2 separate regions of the Homo sapiens genome follow, and region 1 is linked to region 2. A link is an interaction called in ENCODE POLR2A ChIA-PET data of the cell type or tissue named here. Cell type or tissue: GM12878. All regions are shown on one strand. Links, peaks and the distances in the headings refer to the core of each region. The heading gives the core; the rest is flanking DNA. Region 1 overlaps LOC101927369 (a long non-coding RNA gene). Region 2 overlaps CCL16 (C-C motif chemokine ligand 16).

Region 1 (2,907 bases), core at 250-2,749, 140 kb before region 2:
AAAACCACTGGTATCCCAAAAGCTACTGAAATAAAAGAAAAAAAAGTCAGTGCTCTTGGCCAATGGTTCCAACCTTTTTGGCACTAGGGACAGGGTTCATGGAAGACAATTTATCCACTGATTAAGGGATGGGGGATTGTGTCAGGATGATTCAAGTGCATTACATTTATTGTGCACTTTATTTCTATTATTGTTACATTGTAATATATAATGAAATAATTATACGACTCACCATAATGTAGAATCAGTGGGAGCCCTGAGCTTGTTTTCCTGCAACTTGATGGTCCCATCTGTGAGTGATGGGAGACAGTGACAGATCATCAGGCATTAGGTTCTCATAAGGAGCGTGCAACCTGGATCCCTGGCATGCGCAGTTCACAATAGGGTTTGCACTTGTATGAGAATCTAATGCTGTGGCTGACCTGACAGGAGGCGGAGCTCAGGTGGTAATGTCAGCAATGGGGAGTGGCTGTAAATACAGATGAAGCTTCTCACTCGCCCACCACTCACCTTCTGCTGTGTGGCTCGGTTCGTAACAGGTCATGGACCAGTACCAATCTGTGGCCTGGGCCTGGGGACTGCTGTTCTAGACCATTGATTGTCAGAATCGGGAGTGCACAGTACATAGTCATTCAGTGGGTACCAGTGAGAATAGGAATAACAGGCTGGAAACAGCGCTCTACCCCATGTGTGGAGAAGAGGAGAACTCCAGAGGGAACCCAGACAGAGTTCTCTACCTGCAACCAGCCTCTCCTTCACAGTGGAAGAGGGACTCTTCCTACAGGCTGCTTTTTTTCACACAAAATTATACTCAAGAATAAACAAGCACCACTGTCACCTTACTTGAAAGAGAGCTTGTGTTCTATTTTTGGCTTGGAGCTGCTGACTCTGGTCTTTTTTTCCACTCAGGTGTCTGGAAGCTACAGCTTCATTTCCCTTTTTGGTGACCTCTTCTGTGGGCTCCTCACATAGCTCCTTTGCCTCCTTCGTTCAGTCAATGTACTGGGTCAGATGCATCGCTCTCCAAGTTGGCGTGGCCCTTCTGAAACTGGAGGCCATCCTGCTGCAGCTTGCTGTAATTCCTATGTAGCCTTTAGCTGGTCTTGCAGGATGCCTATGAGCCTCTCACCCAAGTGATGTTCTTCACAAAACCCCCTTTTAATCCTGGGACAGCTTGTCAATGCTCTCCAGCTAAAAGCTGTGGCTGGACTAGATTTGGCTGAGCTGATCTCATTGCTTTTCCTGCCCTCCCTGGAGCTTATTCCTTTTCAGCTGCACCACACCCCTCTCCACGGCCACCCTGCAGACCCTGCCTTCCAGCACCTGATCCACCCCTGGGGGTGGGGGCGGTGGGGGGCAGTTCACAATCTAGCAGTTGAAGCCCACGACAATGACACAGGCCACCAGGGAGGCCTGCACAAGGGGTAGCAACTTCATGCAGTGATGCCTATTTCCCAATGCCATCATCTGAAAATCAGCACTGAGAATCTCTCTGACATAGATTGAGAATTAATCATTTCTGTAAAAGCAGTAACAAATATTCAGTGCTTTCATATCACATTAGAAAGAACGTGGCTCTCATTATTCCCCAGAAAGGGTTTCTTGATTTGATTCTTAGCATGGGAAGTTTCCCCGCCTCCCCACCACCTTTGACAGAATTACTAATGACACCCAATAAAAGCCTTTCTCAGCAAAGCCAGAAACCCATTCTGGAGGTGAATGGGAATTCACCACAAGCAGCATCATTGCTCAGAGAACACCCTGGCAGCACAAGTGTCCCCAGTCCCTGGCTTTCTAACCTTCACTACCACTCCCCTGTTTTGCCAGCAATCATCATCATCCATGCTCACTGCCTGCAGGGGAGGGTGAATAGAGTTTAAACAAACAAGTCAGTTGAGTTCCTCAGTACTCTTTTTTTTTTTTTTTTTTTTTTTAACTCATAACAGACATAATCATTCTGAAAGTGCATTTCAGGATCTGGACTTTTTGAGAGGAAAGGATCTGAGTGTGGGAGGGAGAAGGTGCTCCTAAGGTTAAACCCCCAAAGACAATGGGGATAAGGATGATACCATTAGTAATATATGCATTTTTTGAATTAATGATAATTTTTAAGAACTAGCTTCCCACATACTGAGAGAAAATCAGATAGACATTCATGGGAGAATAAAGTGAAAGATGTGAGCCAGAAAGCTAGACATCTGAGAATGACCCCAATAGGGCGTCCATCCTGCCTGGGAAGAGGGAGGACTGTAGGTGCAGGGGAGCAGGAGGGAGGTGTGCCTGGGAACACCACCAGTCTTTCCAAGTAGCCCCTGGCCTGGAAGGCTCAGAGAAGCTTAGGGTGGGACAAAGGGGACAGAGTCACAGCCCTGACCCAGGAGGACATGGCAGGACAAGTGAGCCGGCAGTGACCAGAAAGTTGAAATGCACCTCATCAGTGGCTAGCAGGGGTCAGGGTCAATCATGAGTGAGAATCCTGCATCTCCTGACTGCTCAATCACTCTCCAGCCTTCCAGAATGCAGAGGGACCCTGGGAAGAGCTGGAGAAGAGAAGAGGAAGAAGGATGGGAGACGGAAGATTCTCAGTTGGAAAAAAAAACAGCAGCAAGAAACTTTGTTTACCTTGTTGGTCAGATTAAATTTCTGCCACCAAAAGAAATCGAGATTGAAAAGCTAAGTTTAATTATGGAGAAAATAAAGTTACATTTTTTTTTGCACAACAAAGTCATTGACTATGAAATTTATAAGCATCATATGAAACAGACAATCTTATGAAACTTACCAAGGATGTTTCCAGCAACCCCTTGTTTAGGGAACAGAGTAAAGGGGAGAAAAGGTAGCATTTTCAAATCTCAAGAAAGTGTTTTATGTCAGAATTCAATTTGTCCCAGAGCACAGCTGTCAAGA
Region 2 (2,907 bases), core at 184-2,683:
GGCTGAAACTAGCCAGTCACATTGAGAGAAGCAGAACAATGATCAAAATAAAGGAGAAGTATTTCGAATATTTTCTCAATCTTAGGAGGAAATACCAAAGTTAAGGGACGTGGGCAGAGGTACGCTCTTTTATTTTTATATTTATATTTTTATTTTTTTGAGATAGGGTCTTACTCTGTCACCCAGGCTGGAGTGCAGTGGTGTGATCTTGGCTCACTTGATCTTGGCTCACTGTAACCTCCACCTCCCAGGCTCAAGTGATCCTCCCACCCCAGCCTCCCGAGTAGCTGGGACTACAGGCTTGCGCCACCACACCTGGCTAATTTTTGTATTTTTGGTAGAGACGGGATTCTACCATGTTGCCCAGGCTGGTCTCAAACTCGTGTGCCCAAGCAATCCACCTGCCTCAGCCTTCCAAAAGTGCTGGGATTACAGGCGTGAGCCACCACATCCGGCCAGTGCACTCTTAATACACAGAAAAATATATTTCACATCCTTCTCCTGCTCTCTTTCAATTCCTCACTTCACACCAGTACACAAGCCATTCTAAATACTTAGCCAGTTTCCAGCCTTCCAGATGATCTTTGCCCTCTGGGTCTTGACCCATTAAGAGCCCCATAGAACTCTTGATTTTTCCTGTCCATCTTTATGGATTTTTCTGGATCTATATTTTCTTCAATTATTCTTTCATTTTATAATGCAACTTTTTCATAGGAAGTCCGGATGGGAATATTCACATTAATCATTTTTGCAGAGACTTTGCTAGATCCTCTCATATTTTGTCTTCCTCAGGGTGGCAGGGGTACAGAGAGTGCCTGATTGGAAAAAAAAAAAAAAGAGAGAGAGAGAGAAGAAGAAGAAGAAGAGACACAAATCTCTACCTCCCATGTTAAGCTTTGCAGGACAGGGAAAGAAAGGGTATGAGACACGGCTAGGGGTAAACTCTTAGTCCAAAACCCAAACATGCAATAAATAAAACTCCCTTATTTGACAGCTTGATTCCTAACCTCCTGCTTTTTTTTCTGCTAGGGTGAAAGAAGCTTAATCTCAGTTTTTTTCAGGGGCTTCTCCACATTTCTTGAGACTTTTGTCAAGGTTGGGGGCCATTTATATTCAATCTTCCCCTCTGTCTCCAGCTTAACAGCAGACAGCTGACTCAGCTCGCTTGGATTCAACATTCTCCCAAAACGCTGTTGTGAAGACAAAACAAAAGCCAGGTAATTAAGACCGGATGGTTAAGACAGGTAATTAAGACCGGATGGTTAAGAGAAACAAATAAATGCAGTGAAGTGTCAAGCTGAAAACGGGCCAATGAATTGGATTCTGGTAAACTGACTCATAACTGCCCCCCAGTGGCCATGTTGTTAAAACCCGAGCCTCCTCCCTTGGCCGGCGCGGTGGCTCACGCCTGTAATCCCAGCACTTTGGGAGGCCGAGGGGGGCAGATCACGAGCTCAGGAGATCGAGCCCATCCTGGCTAACACGGTGAAACCCTGTCTCTACTAAAAATACAAAAAAATTAGCCGGGCGTGGTGGCGGGCGCCTGTAGTCCCAGCTACTCGGGAGGCTGAGGCAGGAGAATGGCATGAACCCAGGAGGCGGAGCTTGCAGTGAGCCGAGTTCGTGCCACTGCACTCCAGCCTGGGCGACAGAGAGAGACTCTTGTCTCAAAAAAAAAAAAAAAAAAAAAACGAGCTGCCTCCCCAGCCCAAGCTCATCTTCCCAGGATGGCCATCTCATCTAGCTGGCCAATCAGACTCTCAGAGAGATTTGAAATTTGGACCTGAGAAACTCAGTCTGGTTGCTGCTAGAGCAGAAGTGAGTTTCTGGCAGTGTCCCAAGGAAAGAGGTCTATGAACTTCTGTCCTGAGGTCCCTGGAACTGCCTCACTTCCTGCCCCAGCTCCAGGCTGGGAGCTTCAGCTGGTCTTTCAGTTCCATGAGATGTCCCAGCATCTTTCCTTTAAAAAAATTTCTAGGCCAGGCGCGATGGCTCACACTTGTAATCCCAGTTCTTTGGGAGGCCAAGGCGGGCAGATCACTTGAGGCCAGGAGTCTTGAGACCAGCCTGGACAACATGGCCCATCTCTACTAAAAATACAAAAATTAGCTGAGCATGGTGGTGGTCGCCTGTAATCCCAACCACTCAGATGGCTGAGGCATGAGAATCGCTTGAACCCAGGAGGCAGAGGTTGCAGTGAGCTGAGATCATGCCACTACACTCCAGCCTGGGCAACAGAGCGAGACTCCATCTCAATTTAAAAAAAAAATTCCTAAAGGGCCATGGTGGCAATTTAGCACCTCAGGAATAACTTATTGGTTTAGGTCAGTTCTTGGCGGGGGATGATGGATGTATGTGTGTTAAAATAGACATAACAGGGGCTGGGCAAGGTGGCTAACGCCTGTAATCCCAGCACTTCCAGAGTCTGAGGTGGGCGGATCACTTGAGGCCAGGAGTTCGAGACCAGCCTGGGCAGCATGGCGAAACCCCACTTCTACCAAAAATACAAAAAAAAAAAAAAAATTAGCCGAGCATGGTGGCCTGGGCCTATGGTCCCAGCTGCTCAGGAGGCTGAGGCAGGAGGATCCCTTGAGCTGGGGAGTCAGCTGAAATCGTGCCACTGCACTCCAGCCTGGGTGACAGAATGAGACCCTGTCTCAAAAAACATGTGTGTGTGTGTGTGTGTGTGTGTGTGTGTGTGTGTACACACATAACAAGGCCATGCACAGTGGCTTATGCCTATAAACCCAGCACTTTGGGAGGCTGAAGCAGGAGGATCATTTGAGTCCAGGAATTTGAGATCAGCCTGGGCGGTATGGTGAGATCTTACATATTTTTTAATCTCTACAAAAAAAAAACAATTAACTGGGCACGGTGGTGTGTGCCTGTGGTCACAGGTACTCAGAA

Evidence for each region. ChIA-PET counts read pairs that join two places held together with the same protein. Peaks named below come from ENCODE experiments on the same cell type or tissue, not always from the same donor. Only the 100,000 strongest peaks of a DNase experiment are listed, where the experiment ranks them.
Region 1: POLR2A ChIA-PET joins it to region 2 with 7 read pairs; 2 of 35 experiments call an interaction of 5 or more read pairs at or near these places.

The regions. Positions count from the first base shown.
Region 1 is chr17:36,116,671-36,119,577 of GRCh38, reverse strand. It overlaps LOC101927369 (a long non-coding RNA gene), which reads left to right. Exons shown (of 3, transcript XR_243796.5): 3 at 2,509-2,724. It also overlaps the pseudogene LOC100419980. Among named protein-coding and RNA genes, the nearest start is that of CCL4, 14 kb to the right of the region's middle. In GM12878, for the core only: no CTCF peak of the experiment used is centred there; a DNase peak (open chromatin) is centred at 1,742.
Region 2 is chr17:35,974,585-35,977,491 of GRCh38, reverse strand. It overlaps CCL16 (C-C motif chemokine ligand 16), which reads left to right. Exons shown (of 3, transcript NM_004590.4): 3 at 1-993. Among named protein-coding and RNA genes, the nearest start is that of CCL16, 5.5 kb to the left of the region's middle. In GM12878, for the core only: a CTCF peak has its summit at 1,327 (motif pointing left); a DNase peak (open chromatin) is centred at 1,307.